Regions from separate parts of the Homo sapiens genome. Here all the other regions are linked to region 1. The links are chromatin contacts, found by Hi-C or POLR2A ChIA-PET in ENCODE. All regions are on one chromosome and are shown on one strand. The core of a region is the stretch at or near the end of the contact, and the rest is flanking DNA. Distances in the headings are between cores, read along the strand shown.

What was found. A loop is a pair of places that touch in the nucleus more often than their neighbours do. ChIA-PET counts read pairs that join two places held with the same protein, here RNA polymerase II (POLR2A). Pooled maps may share reads with other maps.
Region 2: a pooled map shows a loop between it and region 1 (3-fold over the local background). The contact joins the enhancer-like site here to the promoter of ZNF516-AS1 in region 1. A Hi-C loop is called at or near these places in 2 of 50 pooled maps.
Region 3: a pooled map shows a loop between it and region 1 (9-fold over the local background). The contact joins the enhancer-like site here to the promoter of ZNF516-AS1 in region 1. A Hi-C loop is called at or near these places in 5 of 50 pooled maps. POLR2A ChIA-PET finds 5 or more read pairs at or near these places in 2 of 52 experiments (A673 and BJ).
Region 4: a loop to region 1 is called in a map with no recorded cell type, with 8 times the contacts of the local background. The contact joins the enhancer-like site here to the promoter of ZNF516-AS1 in region 1. A Hi-C loop is called at or near these places in 6 of 37 single-sample maps with no recorded cell type and 3 of 50 pooled maps.

The regions. Positions count from the first base shown.
Region 1 is chr18:76,489,646-76,494,342 of GRCh38, forward strand. It overlaps ZNF516-AS1 (ZNF516 antisense RNA 1), which reads left to right and starts at 2,007. Exons shown (of 2, transcript NR_136504.1): 1 at 2,007-2,044; 2 at 3,112-4,273. The region is part of intron 1 of ZNF516 (zinc finger protein 516); the gene reads right to left. RefSeq lists silencers at 1,909-1,998, 4,627-4,697 and enhancers at 2,659-2,708, 3,389-3,528.
Region 2 is chr18:74,992,894-74,997,644 of GRCh38, forward strand. The region is part of intron 8 of ZNF407 (zinc finger protein 407); the gene reads left to right. Among named protein-coding and RNA genes, the nearest start is that of PTGR3, 210 kb to the right of the region's middle. RefSeq lists enhancers at 1,854-2,355, 2,356-2,855. Within about 2 kb of position 1,743, at least 10 of the 41 ENCODE cell types and tissues checked have a DNase peak (open chromatin) inside an H3K27ac peak, as active enhancers do.
Region 3 is chr18:75,246,114-75,250,990 of GRCh38, forward strand. All of the region lies in intron 1 of TSHZ1 (teashirt zinc finger homeobox 1), which reads left to right. Among named protein-coding and RNA genes, the nearest start is that of TSHZ1, 38 kb to the left of the region's middle. Within about 2 kb of position 1,843, at least 14 of the 41 ENCODE cell types and tissues checked have a DNase peak (open chromatin) inside an H3K27ac peak, as active enhancers do.
Region 4 is chr18:74,805,141-74,810,492 of GRCh38, forward strand. All of the region lies in intron 4 of ZNF407 (zinc finger protein 407), which reads left to right. Among named protein-coding and RNA genes, the nearest start is that of ZNF407, 210 kb to the left of the region's middle. RefSeq lists enhancers at 805-2,004, 1,989-2,038. Within about 2 kb of position 1,716, at least 10 of the 41 ENCODE cell types and tissues checked have a DNase peak (open chromatin) inside an H3K27ac peak, as active enhancers do.

The DNA of each region.
Region 1 (4,697 bases), core at 757-3,256:
AATCTCTAAATTAGTAGACTCTGAAGGTTGTTTACAGATAACAATGGGAAAACATTGGTGAGGTAAACTATTCTCAGGGTGTCAACAATTCATAGCAGACACATTTCTCAAAGTTAAAGTTCTTGATCTAGTGTATTTCAGGATATTAAGCCATCTGGAAAGATTATTCTAATAAACAAAAGCTTTCAGAAATAAAAATAGGCATAACTCCCATCTCTCTGCATTGTTGAAAGCTGTACCTACTAAACCTGCTATTTTGGTGTTGTGTTTCATTCTAGCGAGGCATCCCCATTCCTCTTGGTTAGTTTTATTACAGATCCACCGGGATTATTATTTTTTTAGAAGGTTAATGCGCTCTGGTGTTTCAGTATATTCAAATTAGCAAATGTTAAGAAAACAAAGCCCTACTAATGAATTAAGAAAAACATTAGACATGCTTGTGCCTTAACACACCAAAATTCAAATTCAATTACCAAAATATTTGTGAGTCTTACACAGAATTCAGTTCATCCCAGAGCCCATTCAAGATGGCCATGGGGGTCACTCCTGTGAAATTAAAGACGTCCTCCTACAAGTAACCCAACTCTCAAACCCCTGACACCACGGCAGGCTCCTACGCAACTTCACTCTCCAATTTTACTAAGGGGGGGCGAGGGGTTCTCAGACCCATGCACAATAGTGGTATGTGGCATATTTAATTCTGGCTGGTCTGTGTAAATATAAATAACAGTTACCTGACGACATAATCAAAGAATGCAAGTGAAAATGAAGCTGGAACAAATGATAAAATGAGCTCTTTTTATTTTACACGGCAGTAGCCAGTATCCTATCAAATAACATGCATGCCTAGCTCTTTTAAGTAACACATCCCTAAACCAAAATACTTCAATCATATTAATAAGGTGGTTTTTAAAATAAGCTGGAAAAGCTCCTTTTGGGAGGCTAGCCACCGTTGCATCTACTCGGGTCATTTTCTTTAATAGTATTTACTCCATAGCCCCATGGTGAACGTACATCACTCAGCTTTTAAATTACCTTCAATCAAGATTCGAAACTGCATGGCAGGCTGACGGGGGCAATGCCTTTCTGCTGTATGTGTAAGTAGGATCCCCACTAAAGTTCCTTTTGTGACTTGCTGGTTAAGTCACACGACGAGCGGACCGGAGGGTCCGAGGGCTCCGTCCTTTGTTACGCAGGGGACACCCCTGGAAGGCCAGCCCAACGCCCACGGGCACATCTGGGCTTTTCCAGGCAGTCCACAGAGCCATCCCCGGCCTCTTTACCGCGGAGACACTGTGAGGTCACACACGCAGAACACAAAACCCCCACGCAGCAGCCCCTCGCGAGGCGCCCCAAGCCCGGGTGCCCACCGCCAACTCCCACCCCAAATCCGCTCGCGGGCGCAGGACCGGTTCAGGTGTGAACACTTATGTAATCGTCCTCGGGGCCACGCCTTTCCCACCGCCCCACCTCCGCCAGAACAAAGTGAAGTTTAAAATAGAAACCAATTACCTGGGCTCCGCCGCGCCTCGGCCCCCGGAGCCCGGTCCACGCCGCCGCGCGGACCCCCGCCTGCCCCGGCCCGGAGCCCCGCGCAGACCCCAGTTCCGGACCGGACCCGCCCCCCTCCCCGGCCCCGGCCCCGGCCCCGGCCCTCCACAGCCCCATCCGCTCGCTCCCCCCAACCCCGCGGCCTGCCCTTCCCCCCGCAGCCCCCTCTCTCCTCCTCCGGGCCTCGCTCCCGCCCCCGCCGGCTCCCCCCGCCCGCCCCGCCCGCCCCCGCCCCCCGGCCCGCACAGACCCCCGCCTTTGTTATGGTGCGAAGTTGGGCTGTGGGTCCGTCTCTTTCACTTCTTGGGTTACAGTGCAGGCGTGTGACGTCCGCTCCACATGACGGGGGCGGGGGGCGGGGGGCGGGCGCCGGGGGGCGGGGGCGGCGGGCCAGGCCCTCCCCGTGCTTCTCCGCCCCTTCCCGCCCCGCCCACGGCCCTCCTCCTGGCAGCCCAGCAACAAGCGGCCACCGCCCCCACCCCGGGGCGGGCAGGTGAGTCCCCCCCCGACCCGCCCCCAGCCCAGAGGGCCGCCCTGCGCTCTCGCCCCCGGCCCCTGGCCGCGCGTGCCCCAGGTCCCCCAGTAGCGCCCCAGCGCCGCTGCTGCTCAGACACACCGAAATAGGAATGATTTAATCCAACGACACCTCCCAGGGCTGCCCAGTCCCGGTTCCGCCGGCTCCTGAGATTGGGGAGGGGCAGAATTGGGTGGAACTCGGGCTGGGGGGCGGAAATGGCCCGAGTGGGAGGGAAGGCGCGGAGTCGGACGCTACCTTGTAACCGAGTTAGATTTCTGCAGAAGAGGAGGACGAAGGTCGCCCACGGACCCTCGGGTGACCTCGGTGCGGCCTGGTGGCCGGGCACACCCGCGCATGGACGAGGTCCCTCCCAGGGGTCTCCCTGCAGGGGTCTCCGGGGAGGTAGTGGGCACGTGGGTCCTTAACCTCTCCATTGCATCATCCCCATCCCGGTGGGTACAGAAGCGCAGCAACCCCGCGGTGCTCCCGGAAGACACCGCGTCTCCAACATTTACACGGAGATGCTGCTCGGCTCAGGTCGGGTCCGTACGCTTCCCGAGGTGCGTACTACGCGAGCCACACACATCACTACCGATATTCCTGAGAAAGTCGGTGCCACAGTAAGTCAGCTGCAAGCGTGGGGTGGCCGGTGACGCGCTGTGCCCGTGAATACGCCCATTGTGCGGGTCAGACGCAGCCAGGGCGCAGCGTTCAGGAGGCGGGTGGGCAGCCGAACTTTCACTGGCCACGAGCGCTTCACCTTCTAGAATTTGCCAGGGACTAGGCATCAACTCCCAGTGAGAAAATCACATGTGAAGTTGGAAGACACATGCTGCCCTTCACTTTTCTACGGAGTTCACATCAGTTTCAGCAATCCGCGTTCTCAGTTCGCTTTGCCCGGGCGAGTGGGTTCCATCATCACCTGAACCAAAAACGCACCAGGGCGCGCGTGCCCAGGCACCAAGGCCAGAGAAACCGCACGTTTCGAGTCCCCAGTTGCTGAGAAACAATCACAGCCCTCCTCTTTTCTCCCCCTTCTGCAGGTTCCGACCTGAATCTGAAAGTGCTTCTAAACCCCATGCTTCACAGAACGTTCGGAGGGGGAGGCGCTCCGTGGGGGCTGCTGCGTGCCCATGTAGCCGAACTGACTCGAATAAAAGCGTGTCCACGTCTACATCACACATCTGTGTAAATGCAGAAGCCTGCGGATGCGCGGGGCTGGCCAGACTTCACAGTGTGCAGACACATGGGCTCATGCACGCGCACGCGCGCGCTCACACACACACCCCAAATTACCTCCGGGATGGAGAAAGCCGCTGCGGATTGGCCAGCAGAGCCGTCACTCACGCCCAGGGGGCAGGGAGACTTCGCAAAGCTGTTTCCTTTTTTTTTTTTCCTCCTCTCCTCCCTACCGTTTCATTTAATGGTAAAACAACAGCAGAGCTCTGAAAGTTAGCCATCTGCGCAGAGTTTGCCTTCTTTAAGGAGGGAGGCGTCAGACGATATCCATTTAAATATATTTTGTACTTCCACAAAGGATGGAAAGGGAAATTCACGAAGGGAGTGGAGGCGGAAAGGGAGCTCCGAGAAAGAAGGAGGGGTCATTCCGCGGGGGGCGGGGGGGGGGGCGGGGGCCGACGCAGGGGAAAGAGTTGCTCTCTACACCGAAAAGGGACTTTGACCTTCCATTGATCTCGAAATTCAAAAACGTTTCTTCACAGGTCAGATTGTAACAAACACTCGTTCCTAATTTATGAACTCGCCGTTTTGATTTTATTATTTAAGCATGCGCCAGCAATCGTGTTTCCTTAAGAAAGAACTGACCTATTTTTGGCTGGAGATAAACGATCATGTTAACAGATGTTAATCTTGTAATCTGTTTTTCCTGTAAGCACTTTACCTAGCCGGGTTTCAGACCTTAAAAATAACATCTTTTCCAAAAAGACCTGACGTCACAATTCACTCCCTGAAAAATCACACTCCCCCTCCAGTTTCTTCCCCTGCAATGATTTCAAAGACATTAAATCTTTTCCACTTTATAAATGCTGATCTGTTCTGCCTCTACTCCCACAGGCTCTTATTTGCATTTCAAATTCCACAGGTTACACCAGTCGCCTTTTCAAAAAATGTAAACCAACAATGCAGCAGCAAATGGCTTTTTGTGCATCTGGATTAAATAAAGCACAGAATGAATATATTTAAAAAGAGGGCTGCGCAAGTTGATCTTTGCACACCCGGAGACCCGGTGACTCTTTATCAGCGGAATGAGTAAGACACACACACAGCCCCCAGAGCTCCCGGTCTGCTGCGGGAAGCTTATTAACGCTGATAATAGATGAGGCTGACTTACAGACCCACATTTTTCGGGTAAAAGGCTGGTTCCCTCTGGTCCCTAATTGCGGGGGTCCACTGGCTTTCCTCACCACACACATAAACTGCTGCTTTTAAATACCCCACTCGGCTGCCATTTAACAAACTTATTCATACAAAGTTTCGTTAAAACTTGAGGCGGTTTAATCTAAATACTGATCGTAACTATTCAGTCTGTTAGTTCTCCCTGGAAATGGCAGCGGAGGCGCCTCCCCCCACCTCCCGCCCAACCACACACACCCCACCGCATTCTTCCTTC
Region 2 (4,751 bases), core at 493-2,992, 1.5 Mb before region 1:
TTAGGAACGTGAAAATTAAAACTATAATAACATGCCACTGCACACCCACTAAGATGACTGAAATTAAAAAGACTTAAGAATGCCAAACATTAGTGAGGACATGGAGGAGCATCTGGAATTGTTGGGCATTGCTGGTAGTACTGTAAAAATGGTACAGCCAATTTGGAAAACAGTTTAGCCATTTCCTGTAAAACTAAACATATACTTACTTACCATATGACCCAACGATTCCACTCCTAGGAATTTACCCAAAAGGGATAAAAGCAAAAAGCATATATTCATGCAAAGATTTATATATGAATATTTATGATAGTTCTATATGTTTATAATAGCTATTTATAGTCAAAAGCTAAAAATAACTCTAGTGCCCATCAACAGCAGATGAATGGACAATTCATCCGTAACATGGAGTATTAGCAATAAAAATGAAGGCACTATGGATGCACTACATTATGGATGAGTCTCAAAAGTGTGCTAAGCAAAAGCGCAGACACAGAAGAGTGCACTCTGCAGTTCCACTCATTTCCCGAGCCGCAACAGGCAGTTCTCATCCATAGGGTTGTAAGCCAGAGCTGTGTTTTCCTGGGGCTGGGACAGGGGACCTCAGGAAAATTCTGAGGGTAATGAAATTATTCTATATCTTATTTGTGGTGGTGGTTACAAGGGTGAGTAGATGTGTCAAAACTCATTGAGCTATACACTTAGAAGTGTATCCAATTAACTGACTATAAATTACACTTCAGTAAGGTTGGTTTTAAAAAATGTTTGAAGCTAAACTGTTAAGAAACAAAAAAATACGCAGCGATTAAGTAATAGTTAACAGTGTTCCCTAATCTAAGGAAAGCTCGTCAGAAAACTGTATTTAGGGCTGGGCTTTAAATGGTTCAAATGGTGAACACTCCTTTGGGTATAGGATATGGAAAAATACTTTGTAATTTAAGATGCAGAAAAACAATTTGAATCAGGTAAGCTCTCATTTAGGAACATTCTTCTAAATGACTGGCGTGTATTTTAATAAGTGACTGAAGTGTGAGAGACAAAGACTGGTGCACTATTCCAGAATAAAGGAGATTCACAGACACGCCACATAATGCTGTGGTCCGGTTTGGACCCTGCGCCAGAATTTCTTCTTCTTTTATCTGTTTTGCTATAAACCACATTGTTGGAACATCTAATGAAATTAGAATAAGGTCTGTAGATTGGAGAATATTAGTGTATCATTTTTAAATCCCACAGTTTTGTGCATTGTTCTGTGGCTGTGTAAGAGAAGGTCCTTGTTCATAGGAAGCTCACAAGTATTCATGAGTAAAAGAGCATCAGTTCTTCAGCTTACTCCCAAATGGCTCATAAAAAAAAAATGTGTATATATAGAAAGAGTAGATAAATGCTGTAAAACATTTACAATGAGATAAAAGTATAAGAGAGTAGTTCTTTGTGCCATCCTTGCAACTTGTAAATTTGACATTATTTCCGCTTAAAAAGTTACAAAAAATAAGATCAAGATCCAGGTTGTGTCAAAGGGCTGTTTGCTGAAAAGCATGCAAATTTCCTGTGAGGAAATAACTGGGAAGAGCCACAGAAGTGATGAAAATGAACATTTCCAGAGAAATTGTGTCTGGAAAGTCTGCATCCTTGTTTAAAGCAAACAGTCAGGAAGGAGGCCAGTGGCAGAAGGGGAGGCAGTTCGACCCTGAATGTGGACTGTCCCTGCTGGTGTGTGTCCATCTGTGCAGAGAGCAGGGCTCATGTTTAGATTCTCAAACGGTAGGGAGTATTACAGTGCAGTTCACTTTGGACACGTGTCCTATGACCAGGAAACCATATGCAAAAGACGGCAGCGGCACTCAGGACCCAGCGACAGGAAGAATAGATGATGGAAAGGGCCGGGGAGGGCACTCGTGGGCAGTGAGCGGCCACAGCACAGTGTGGACAGAATTCTGGGAGTGACTTTGAAGACAGAGTTGAGATTTTTTTCTACAATTGATGAGGGTGGAAGAAGTTTATTATTGATTTATCAACTATCTAGACATAAAAGCAACGAAATTTCAAGGAGACGAAATGGTGTCCAAATGTTAGAGAAGTGACAAGCCGTGGTTCTGCAGCTGTATTCATTTTAAGCAGGCTAGAAATCTTTACTCAATGTATGTATTTTCTTTCTCTGACTTCCTGTGTGAAAAAACAGTTTGACACCCTGAAATGACTCACATCCTGAATATGTTGCTAATTGAATATTTATCGAAGGCTGACTTATATTTGCAAATTCATGGAATGTAAAGGACAGTGGAGCTAGATCTGCGTGACTGCAGGGGCAAGTGTGAACGGCAGGGCCTGGCTTGGGCGATTTGAGTGTGCCAGGAGCCGTGGCACCTTAGGGCTAAAGGAGACCACATCCATGGTAAACAGCATTCTGGATGCTGTGTGGAGAGTGGCCAGAGGGTCACAAAAGGGGCAGCCAAGAGACAGGTTCAGAGACTACTGCAGTAACCGAGCTGAGGGTGATTCGATCCTACACTGGGTTGCAGTGTGGGTGGACCAGTTGTGAAGTGGGCAGGTTCTAAAAAAAGCATTAGGCTATCAAAGAAACCTTAACACTGATCCTCACAGAAAATAGTATTTTATTCGCTTCCTAAATTATTTTGCTGACCGTGCTGTTTGTAGCTCTGGGTCAGCTCTGTCTCACTGTGCATTTGTTATATTTCTTTTTTCTTTCTGTTTTCTAGATTATTATCAATGAAGTCTTAATCTTTTTTAATGAAATCATTTGGAAGAGGCTTTGGTGGGAGAGGCAGAAGGGAGGGTGACAATGCTGGGCCCTTCCTCTGTCTTTTTCTGGGCAGTTCATTCGGCTGTGCTCTGAGGCTACCATTTCTTGTTTAAGAGATACCGAGGGACTTGTGCTTGGCTCTGCTTTTTTCCTTAGACAACTTTGTGTTAGATCAGGGAAATCTATATGCATTCAGAGTGAGTGGTTTTGTTATTTTTACTTTGAGAATTTTTAGAATTGTTAGAAGCTTGGGATTATAAGGCCATGTATTCTTAATATATTAAAATTCAGTTTTAACCACTGTGATGTGAATACATGGTCTTTGGAAGCTTTTAAAGTAAATTCTTTCAAAATACATGATAAACTCAGCATTAGGTATCATATCTAGAAAACTACTCAAGTTTGGTTTTAATACTAAACAAATAGTGTTCAGTATTGAAATGTTTACAAATTGAATAGTAGGATTTTATGTTAATCAGCCCGCTGAAAACGGAGGCAGGACTTTATGAAACAGAGAAGGCAGCTTCCGTAAGGTAAATCCTACTAGATGAGGCAGGCGCCAACAAGCATTTTCTTAGTTTTTCACAGCGGTGGCTTTTGAGGCTGTAAAATGATGACTCTGGCCTCCTGTGTGAATAAGAGCATTTAAGGTGGACAGTTTGGGGTTTCAGTTAGTCACCTTCCTTGATTTGAGAAACGCTTATCACTTATTATGGCAGTAAAAATGATTGGTTACTTACAGTCTTAGGACATATTTTAACTGTGTTACTTGGGCATTCTGGATGTGTTTTTATTTTAAAATGTATTTAGAAAAAGGAAATGAAGTCAGGAGGTGAACGGCAATAAGTGTTTAATAGTCGCAGATGCACAAAAGGCAGGGCTCTGATTTCGTTATTCAACCTTTGTGCACAGGCAGAGAGCAGCTCAGAAAGTGATTCTTCGAATATGGGATGTAGAATTAGGTTACAACTTCTGCTGATGAAGAAAATGTGAGGTTCCGAATGGACATTAGACATTTTAGATTAGAAAGAGGAAAGGAAAGTAATGAGTCCTATTTCTAAATGAATTTAAAAAGCAATCTGATTTTAGTTCTTGCAAGGCAGAGAAAATAAAATAAAAACTATCGTACTTTATTTACTAACCAATGAATTGAATTGTCTGCCTTTTATTACAGATGTAAAGTAAAGACTATGAAGAGACAATCATTTTTGTAGCTATCAGACTTTCAGTAACATATCTCTTGTGGTTTAAATAACAGATAGTTTAAGTGTTTTTCCATTACCTTTGTGTAAATGAAAAATGCATAAAATATTTTAGCAAGGCAAAGTAATCCAAGGAGATTGTTATTTTGTGTTACAAATTAGGTTATTTCTGTCATAAAATTAAAGAAAAAAATCAACGTTAGGACATTTCAGCTTAATATCATTTACCAGAAGGCATGTGTAACAGATTTAATGAGCTAGCAGGTCACCTGAATCCAGCTGTTCCCGACCAGCTTTATGAAACAGAGAATGCAGCTAGCAGTGGGAGGTAAGCATTATTACAAGCTCTCAAGGAGTTACAAAATCGATTTCTGCTTGAATGAATTAATTTAGATTATCAATTTATAACCAGCTACACGAATCCCATCAACTCAACAGTTCCGTGAATGATCAGGTTCAGTCCTTGTAAGGGCTTCACAATTAGGGGCCTCTCGCAGCTCTGCAGTTAGCACCTGCCTGATGGCTCTCCTGACAAAGTTACTGGGCCCAGCAAAAGGAAAAGGGAACTGCTTGTTCAGGCCCATCGCAGACGTAAAATACAGCCTCTTGAAAAAATAGACATAACAAAAACTTAAGTAAAAAAAATAAATAAAAAGACTAAATGTGCATGTTTGAGATTTTTGTCCTTGTGCCCTTTTTGTGTCCATGGGCCCATGTGTCCGTGGAGTGGTTCTGACCATTCCAGGTGAACTTTAAAATCACCCCTCTGCACTTTGGAATGTTGG
Region 3 (4,877 bases), core at 593-3,092, 1.2 Mb before region 1:
GTTTTGCTTCTTGAAAGCCAACATTTTGAAAAGAAAGTCAAACAGAGCATTTGTTAGTTGGGCATTTCCTACGAAAGACCAGCTCCAGTTCTTTGGAAGGAAATTGGCCAGATGCATGCACTGTTCAGGGCTTGTCTTAGTGCTAAAATGTAGCTAACGTGTGTGGCAAAGGTGAGGAAGTCCTGTGAGCTTCATAGTGGGAAGCGTCTCTTCTCATCTCAGGGCAGTGGGGATGACGATGGGGGCCTTGGTTCTCTGTTCAACCTCTGATGGGGTGTTTTTGGTTTCTGGTGTGTGTGTGTGTGTGTGTGTGTGTGTGTGTGTGTGTGTGTCAGAGAGAAAGAGAGAGGTAGGTCATATCCCTGTATCAGGTCCATCAAAACACACCCCAGTGCAGAACTCTTGATCCCTTGATTGCCTGCAAGCTCACAGCACACAGTGATAAGTGAAATCTCTGAGAGTAGATTTAATTTTATGAGCTGTATTATCCAAGAATACTAAGCCGTGGAGATCATGCTCAAGTCATGGGGTTTAAAGGGGTGATGGCTTCAGTTCTCTGTGTGGGGGAAGAAAGCCTGTGGCCTTTTTTTGTTTTTAGGCACAAAGCTAGTTTAATTGAAAGAATAATTTGATTTGCTGCTGCTACAGCAGAAGAGCTTGAGATGTGGCAAATTTTCTCTCCTTTCACCCAAACTCAAGAATTTAATGCTAGCAGGTGAACTTCTGAAGGCTGCTATCAAGTAGACAGAGACAATAACTGTCTTAAAAGCAGAATTTTGTCAATATTTTTTGCTGTGGGCCAAAGAACATTCACAATAATGGAGTACTAAAGCCCTGCTTGAAAATGCTGTAGAGGGAGCGGGAGTGGAGGATTTATTCCAAGTTTGAGCCTGCAGTGTTTTGGTGGTATATATGATTTCTGAATAATCTTTTTGCTCGAGCAAATGGAGGCACCCAGATATAATTTTCTGTTCAGGAAGAGCATTTGGTAGGCATTGCTACCCAGGGTTGCTGAACTGGAAGTGCCCTAGGCTGTAGTTTCTTTTCAGTTGCCGCATCGACCCACCACCGACCGTACACCTTCACCAAATGCCAGTGTTTTCTGACAGATAAAACAGGAGGTGGAATGGCCAGGAGCAGGCCATGCGGTCAGGGCTGAGGCGGTGGGCCTGCTGCTGGGAGAGGTACCCCAGAGGGCCACACTGCTCCTGCCAGGGGGGGCTGTGCCTCTTCTCTCAGTGAGTGGAGTCCCTTTGCCCTTGGTTTTAAATATGCCATTTCACCATGCTTTTGTAGAAAGTTGGTTAAACAGCAAATTGCACAACCCACAAAATGTAATGGCCTTTATGACTTAAAACAGATGCTAGATTCAGTTGCGTGAATTGCCTTGCCCCTTAAGTTATCTTACTTTGAAAAGAACGATTCCCTGAAATTTCACTTTGGAAAACACTGTTTCCCTCATTCTGCTTATGAGAACTGGTGCCTACATTTTTAATGCTATTGCAGTAAAGCGATTTTCTGATATAGATAGAGGTGAAGCCATTTTTGTAATTTTTCCAGTGTTCTCCGTATTTGGTATAATTAGAAGGGAGAGACGGAGGAGCAGTCACACACTCATATGTGAGCACACACACACTCACCCACAGCAGAGAAGCACAGCTTTGTCCTTCTTTTGAAGTGTGAAAAATATCAGTGACCTTATCATTAAATATACTTGTTGCTGTATTTATTTGAAATGTTCAGACCTTACTTTTTTTTTTTTTTTACTTCCTGTTCATTTTAGTGGGAAAGGGTGATAGCAAAAGATTTTATTTATTCAGAGCCACAGTGCAGGCAAAGTGAAAGTAAATCCTAGGCTTCCGGTGCATTCAGAAACCACAGTAAGAAAGCACTGTTTTCTCAAATATAAAGATAAGCGCACTAGCCAAATAATTTTTTTGAGGAGGTTGGAACAATAGAAGCCATCTAGAACTATTATTTGAGGCTATATATGAAAAATATATGTGAGCTTACAAAAATGTTTCTCATACTGGAAACTGTATCCATCAGGCAGACAAGACTTTCATCATGTTTATAGACAGTGATAGCAATGTAGCTCTGTCATAATATCAGTGGCCTCAGTAATTGTATTCTACTTCAAGTATAAGGTTCTGATTCTGGCGCAAGTTAATAATTCTGTTTTTACTGAAGACTTTTTCCCTTCAGAAATATCATATGATGAAGTTGCCTGTGGAAGGTGATCGAAGTGTATTCACCCTCAGGTTCATCTGGAAAGTCCTAGACTGTGGCCCACATGTTTCCTTCACGCTCACCTTCGTGTGTATTTCAGGCATTACCTTGTGATTGTTTAGATACTCTTATCATTATACATAATCCAAGGGTTATTTATCGTAAGATAGACTGAGTAATGCTGAACTCACAAATATGGGGCTGAAAATGTAAACACATTTTTGTAAATCCAATTGACAGTTAATTGGCCCACATTAATGGAGAGTTGAAGTGAAAGAAAATAGAAAACCACAAATTTCTAAAAGAAATTTTTCCCCTCATTTGGAATCCATTTTATACGTTTATTGGAAGCTAATGTTTCAGTTAACTATGACATATAGATATACGTTTACTTGCCTAATTATACTTGCTGTTAACAATACATCATGTGTTTGCCTGTGCGTCCAGCTTTGCGAGTGTGATGGTTTAATTACCCTCTGTGGTGTCTGCACGCTCTGCTAAGTCTTGTGTGGGGGAACGGTTAGAAATAGCCGCAGAGGCAAGGATTTAGAAGCTGGTGTGCCGTGAAGCCATAGGGTCACCCACCAGCAGCAGTACCAGGCGAGCCACCTCCGCGTGGGAGGAGGCCCAGGTGTCTGCTTCCTAACGCGGGGCCTGAGCCGGGCACCCTGGGGTGGAGAGGCTTGGATGGGAGCCCCAGATCTGGGCCACTGTGGTCCCTGGGCTACTGGGGGAAAGCCAGGTCCTTCACCGCCCTCCTGCCTACCCGGGGCTCTGGGCTCCAGGCCGTGGCTGCTCTCTGTCCCTTGTCCCTGCGGCCACCCAGGCCCCACCTGCTACCCGGGCAGGCTGCTCAGACACACATCCTTCCTAGTGGTCTTCCTGCAACTCCTCTGGTGGAGACCCCGGAGCCACACGGGTTGAGAGCCCTGGGTGCCTCGCCTGCCCCCACGGGGTCCTGGGGAGAGGATCATGCCCTGTGGCTCTGCATCGCTCTCACCCCTGTGGCGGGTGGGGGCAGCTGGCCTTCTCCCTGCCCTACCCCTGCAGTAGGTGGCGCAGGGTGCAGGCGGGTGGGTGGGGGGAACAGATGACTTCCTCCTCATCTAACTCCTGCAGTGGATGGGGGTGGCTTTGGTAGGGGGGAAGGGTAGGTAACTTCCTTCTCATCTCACCCCTGAAGTAGGTAGGGGCAGGTGACCTCCTCGCCATCTCACCCCTATAGTAGGTGGGGGATGCATGACCTCCTCCCTACCTCACCCCTGCAGTAGGTGTGTTGTGTGGGGGTGACTTCCTCCTCCTCAACTCACCCATGCAGTAGGTGGGGGACGTATGACCTCCTCCCTGCCTCACTCCTGCAGTAGGTAGGGGTGAGGGTATGACTTCCTCCTCCTCACCTCACCCCTGCAGTAGGTGGGGGGAGGTTACTTCCTCCTCCCTGCCTCACACCTGCAGTAGGTGGGGGTATGACTTCCTCCTCCTCACCTCACCCCTGTAGTAGGCGGGGCGGGGGTGACTTCCTCCTCCCTGCCTCACCCCTGCAGTTGGTGGGAGGTGCATGACCTCCCCATCTCACCCCTGCAGTAGGTGGGAGGGTTGACTTCCTCTTCCTCGTCTCACCCCTCCAGTTGGTGGGGGGCGCATGACCTCCTCATCTCACCCCTGCAGTAGGTGGAGGACGCATGACTTCCTGCCTTCCTCCTGCAGTAGGTGGGGGGTGGGGGTGACTTCCTCCTTCTTGCCTCATCCCTGCAGTTGGTGGGGGACGCATGACCTCCCCGTCTGACCCCTGCAGTAGGTGGGGGGTGACTTCCTCCTCCCCCTCTCACCCCTCCAGTAGGTGGGGGGGTGACCTCCCCATCTCACCCCTGCTGTAGGTGAGTGGGGTGACCTCCTGGCTGGCCCTGCCAGGCTCTTCCCTGTCCCCAGTCGCAAGGGTACTCTCCCAGCCTCCACGCTCCACGCCCACACCCTCGCCCCACTTGCCCAGCCCCGGCAGGAGCTTCTCCCCGCAGAGTCCCCAGTGTTTTCTAGAAGCTTTGCCTCCCCCTGTGGGCTCTCCCTTCCGTCCCGCTCTGTAGCTGGCAGGCGGCCTGTCCTCCCTGCAGCAAGGGGCCAGGGTGGGCGCAAGCCCTCCTGCCCTCCCCGCGTGGACGTGGACGGGGCGGTGCGGGCTGGCCCAGGGTCCGGGGTGCCTGCAGCGTGCTGGGCCAGCCAGGCGGTAGAGGGTCGGCTCAGCCAGTGCCCATGGCAGCACCTGCATGAGGTCCCCGCTTCCTGGAAACTGAGCCCGGGAACGGCCTTGGCCCGGGGAAAGCAGGGCTGAGTGCATCTCCCCTCTGAGAGCATGAGGTGCTAGCAGAGCTCGTGGGCCGGGCCTTTACCGTCCGGATGGGTCTGGGATGAAGGCCACAGGTCACCCAGAGCGGGACTGGGTCAACAGTGGCTTGATGTCCTGGCACAGACGAGGGTCCAGGATGGATTCGATTCCTTCGGTGCCTGTGGGAGGGCGGAGGCCTGGCCGCAGTTCTGCAGCCGACGAAGGGTGGTCTGAAGACCCCCGACACCTATTTCAGTGCCTGTGCCCTCAAGATGTACCAGCCCCGGGCGTGTTTGCGGGGACATGCCTCTTTGCAATGAGTGTAGTA
Region 4 (5,352 bases), core at 466-2,965, 1.7 Mb before region 1:
ACTATTTTAGAACATAGTCACACACCTTGATGAAGGTGTTTCCTTTTTCTTTTTACTTGGGCTTTCATTTCAGAACTTCTATAATGAAAATAATCGTCTTTCATCTTACTCTTCTGCTATTTAAAAATCTTTGATTGCATTTTTAAGATTTGATTACATTTTGGATTTAAGCCTAAGTAAATAATTGAATTTCTCATATATTGCGGAAAATCTTTCTGCTTTCTGCTCCTAAATTCTCCAGTTGAACTGTCACAATAGTCTGATTTACACTTTTCTATTTATAGTTGTAGTGATAAAGATAAATACCTACTTACATTTTCAATGCAAATTGTCTAGTAGCAGACTGCAACATAAGCATACTGTTAAATCTAGCATTATCTGATTTTTTGATTCCATAATTATCTTTTGTTTTCCCCACAACTTTTTATTTTTATAATGGGAAGAGTAAAAATATAAGAATGTTATCAATACATTTATGATACTTTGGAGTAGAGACCTGACTTCTGTTAAACTGAACCAAAGTTTTCCTGTTGCTGTTTGATCATTGTTAGGTGGGAATGAACACCATCTGTTAAAGGGTCTCCACCTGGTATAGGTAGAGACAAGAGTCAGTATAAATTATATCTGCAATTTTAACTGGAACTGATTATAATGTTTTGAAGTCATTCATTGTTCATTGTTTTAAGACAGATTTGAGCATTGTGCAAGCAAATGAAGATGTTACGTTGTGTGAGAAAATTGAGATACTCCTACTTGACTTCTCGACTCGTCCTCTTTCATTCTTTGTTTAATGGAAGAGCTTATGGATGTATATTCTACAGACTTTACTATTTCCAATACATTTTTTTCCTAGTGATGTAACTCTTTTTGTTAAAAATTTTCTTGAGTTTTTAAATGATTTATCCTTATACACTAGAACTTGGGAAAATATCTTAAAATAATACTAAACGAGTAAGATTATACTTTGTAGAACTCCAAGCCATCACGTGTGCACTTAGGTTTCCTGCCAAATCTGGAGCAGTGGCTGGATGGCGCAGGGCCTGCTGTGACTGCAGGCCCACACCTTGGCTAGGCCGCGCCCCTTACTTAGGATTACTTAGGTTTTCCTTAGTATGGCTAATGTTGATTGTCTTTATCTTATCTCAGAAAGTCTGTGGCAGTTGTAAACTCTCAAGCTTTTGACAGTGGCACAGTGTGATATGTTGGGAAGTTGATTCACCTGTCAACCTGGTTGTAATTCACCAATCTCTGCTTTAGCCTATGCCAATGGGGGGTTGTAGGAGGAAGGCGAGAGCCAGGGGTGGAGGACCTGAGTTCCAGTTGGTCCCTAAGTAGCTTTATTTCCATGGACATAGCTTTTTGACTCTCAGAGCCTTAGTTTCATTTTCTGGAAAGCAGATATGATAAGATGTGGACTGTTGTGAGGATCAAACAAGATGATAAATGAAAATACTGTAAGGGAAATAAAATGACAACATGTCATAGTGGATAAAGCTCTAGCAGAGGATGATTAAGATCCAGTACCTGAGTTTAAATCCTGTCACCTCCATTTTATTAACTGATGCAATTTGTCCGAGTTACTTAACCTCTGAAACTCCGTTTATTCAACTAAAAATATAAGGAATAATACTCCCTTTAGAAAATTCTCATAAGGAGTAAATAGAGTGAGACTGAGTAAGTGTCCCAGCAGAGTGCTTGACATGTAGAAGCTATTCTAGGACTATGAGTCACCTTTACCTCACACCTATGATTAATTTAGCAAAAATTTTCTCAGGCATGGCATGGTTTTAGGTTCTAAGAATGGAGTGGTGAGCAAAATAAACACTTCTTACCCATAGAGCTTACATTGTTATGGCAGAACTGGAAAGTAAGTGAAGAAGCACATAAATAATTTCAGAAAGCAGTAGATGCCATGGAGATAATAACGGGAAGCAACAGGTGATTGTAGATAGATTGTTTACAGTAGGCACCTCTGAAGCCTTTTTAAGGCTTTTCGGGCAAATTAGCCTGCATTATTTGCAAGAAGTAATGCAAAGAGAGTCCCTGTATTCTGAGGCTGAGTAGGAACGTGAATGATGAGAAAGGCAGCATTAAAGAGTATTCTAGGTGGAGGGAACAGAAAGTACAGTGAAACTGAATTAGGAACTGAAAGTGTTGGGCTGCATGTGCTGAAGGAGGGTCCTGTGGCTGTAACACACATACAGGCCAGCTTGTAAAGAGACATGAGCAGGGTCCCGAGAGTCATGGAGGTAGTCTTCGTTGTGCATGGATATTCATGGGAAGGTTTTCACAGGGCAAGCAAGACTTTGAACAGTCACACTAGTTATGCTATAGTATGGTGCTCAAGTTCCCCTATGATAGTATTTCAAACTTCTGTATCCCCTGCCCCAGTTGTTGGCAACTGAGTATTTTCATCCTAAGTACAGAAGTTGGACAGGATATAATTTCAAGTGTAGAATAAAAATTGACATAGTAAAGTAATATTTGTACCACTTTAAAATGTATCCAATAGAATGTTAACACCATGATGATTTGATTCCCACCGTCCATTCATTTAAAAGTACATGAATAAGTTCTTTAACTGTCAGAAAATTTGTTTTTCTTCTTGAACTCACATCCCTTATTTCCCCCACAGATTTTATTGTATTTGTATGTGGACATATTTTAATGATCATCTTATCATTTCTGGGTATCAGTACATACTCACGGACACATACATTGATGTAAGGTTTTTTTAATTGTTTTATTTTTAAAAAATAAAAGATGAGGTCTTACTATGTTTAGCCTAGGCTGGTCTTGATCTCCTGGGCTCAAGCGATCCCCCACCTCAGCTTCTCAAAGAGCTGGGATTACAGGAGTATGCCACAGCACCTCACATTTTTTTTTTTTTGAGACAGAGTTTCACTCTTGTTGCTCAGGCTGGAGTTCGATGGCGCGATCTCGGCACACCGCAACTTCCGCCTCCGAGGTTCAGATGATTCTCCTACCTCAGTCTCCCGAGTAGCTGGGATTACATACATGTGCCACCACGCTTGGCTAATTTTGTATTTTTAGTAGAGACAGGGGTTTCTCCATGTTGATCAGGCTGGTCTCGAACTCCTGACCTCAGGTGATCCACCGGCCTTGGCCTCCCAAAGTGCTGGGATTATAGGTGTGAGCCACCACGCCCGGCCAGCACTTAGCATTTTTTATATTTTAGTATCTTTGCTCATAAAGCTCTAAGTGTTAAAAATGTGTAGAAAGGATTATTGTAATTACTATTAAAACGATTGAAACAACAAAGTCTATAAAGAGTTTGATAATTATTAAGCATAAAATGTATAATGGTATTGGAATTGAATGACTTACTGAGACTTTAAAATTTTTAAATTTCAATTTTTGTGTCTATGGATGAAATTTATTGCTAGAATAAGGGAAAGTCTAATGGAAAATAATGGTAAATGTAAATGTTACTGAGATACTATAATTGTGGGGCTTACAAATAGAGTTCTAATGATTATTAGCTATATTGCTTAAACAGTACATATGCTCACCTATTGTATATGTTGTTATGATAGGATCAATTACATTTTTTTTAAAGTTAATCTAATTCTAATGAGTACATGGTAAGAATGAATAAATAGAGAAGTGCTTGTGCTTGTTGAGTGTCATCACTTTGATAGACATGGGCATTTAGTCAAAGGATAGTACCCAATAAAAAAGCTAATGGTAATGTTCCTCTTTGAAGAAAATAAAAATATTAAATTATATCAGAGACATGTTTCTTTTACTGATGTAATATTGGTCTGTGGGGAATAAATGTAGAATTTTTCACCTCCTCCTCCTCCAAATCATAAACAATGTGGAGCTAACACAGACCGAACCGTGGGTAAATAAGAGTGCTCTTTTTCTTACCTCGCATAGTAAAACTGCAGATAGGGTATGATTTATAACAAGTTATTTCCCAGGATTCTTTTACGAAAAAAAACAGCAAAACGTCAGGTAATCCCACTCTTAGATCCGGCATGCATCTTCGCCATGCAATTTTATGCAAAAGTGAAATGAAATTCTGCTCTCTTTAATATTTCTTTCCTCCTCTTCTTTTACACTGCTCTCATTTAGAAGTGATATCTTTGGTTGATAATTGTTCGGGATTCACAAGGCAAAAAATTGTTAAGCAAAAGTTATTGTCACTCTCAGCATCCCATTTGCAGTATACCTGAATTTAGAACATCTGAATTTGGGCCAAGTGCCCTATGCCTAATGTCATGCTTTCTCTTTATAGAAATATGTACAAACTAGGAAAGTGCATAGTGAAATCTCTAGGTTTCAGTTTATGGCTCCTTGATTTTAAGAAGGTTTTTCTTATAATGATGGTTTCTTTGGTGTCCCAGTGGTTTTTTCCACTTTGGAGCAAGGTAGATGATGGGCAAGAAGAATGCCTTTCTTCTGTTAAGTGAGGAAAAGGCAGTTGTGAGTTAAATAGGTGGTTAAGAAGAACTGGCGTATGGTTATACTTCAAGAGCTTTCTTAGGCTTATCGATAATACAAAAGATTATTAATGGAGTCTAGATCAGGAATTGGTAATTTTAAACAGTTCTTGCTTATGTACCCTTTGCACATACATACAAAGTCTCCATGTACCATTAGAGTGTATGGAGGTCTAAGCTGGAAGGTCGTAGCATGGAGAAGGAGTGAAAGGAATTAGTTCAAGTGAGAGATGACTGTAGTTAGCACCACAGTAATGGGAGTGGTCAGATTGGTGATAAATGTTGAAGGCAGAGCTGATGGCACTTGCTGAAGGATGGATTGTATGTGAGATGTAAATGAAAGAGGAATTATGTGGATGTGATGGTGCCTTTAACTGAGATGCAAAAGACTGTGAGAGGAACTCATTTTGAGCAGTCTTTGCTAATCAATAGATAGGTTTGAAGTAGTTTCAGACATTCAAGTGGCGATGCTGAACTGGAAGTTGTATGTGTAATTGTAGAAGTGAAGGTAGAGGCCAGGTGTGAAGGTAGAGCCCTCCACTGGGATCAGAAGCACTGAAACTAGTGGGAAAGGGAGAGAGAGATGAGGACCAACCTTTTGGAGCTCATTTAGTGGTCAAGAAGATGAAGTGGATGCTGCGGTGGACTGGAGAAGGCAAGTTGTTAAGGAAGGCAGTTTGTGTGGATATTTTAAATCTGAGTGCCAAAAGTTTTAGATTTAAGCGTCAAAGGTGATGCACCTTTGCTTTTTTTTTTTTTAAATCAGTAATCTCACCACTTGATGTACTGAATGATCATGTAGGATTCTGCTGTGAAATTCATGTGCATTTTAAAGCTGAGTGGCCTTATACAGTCATATCCTGTTCTTGGTCTTAAACTGTTA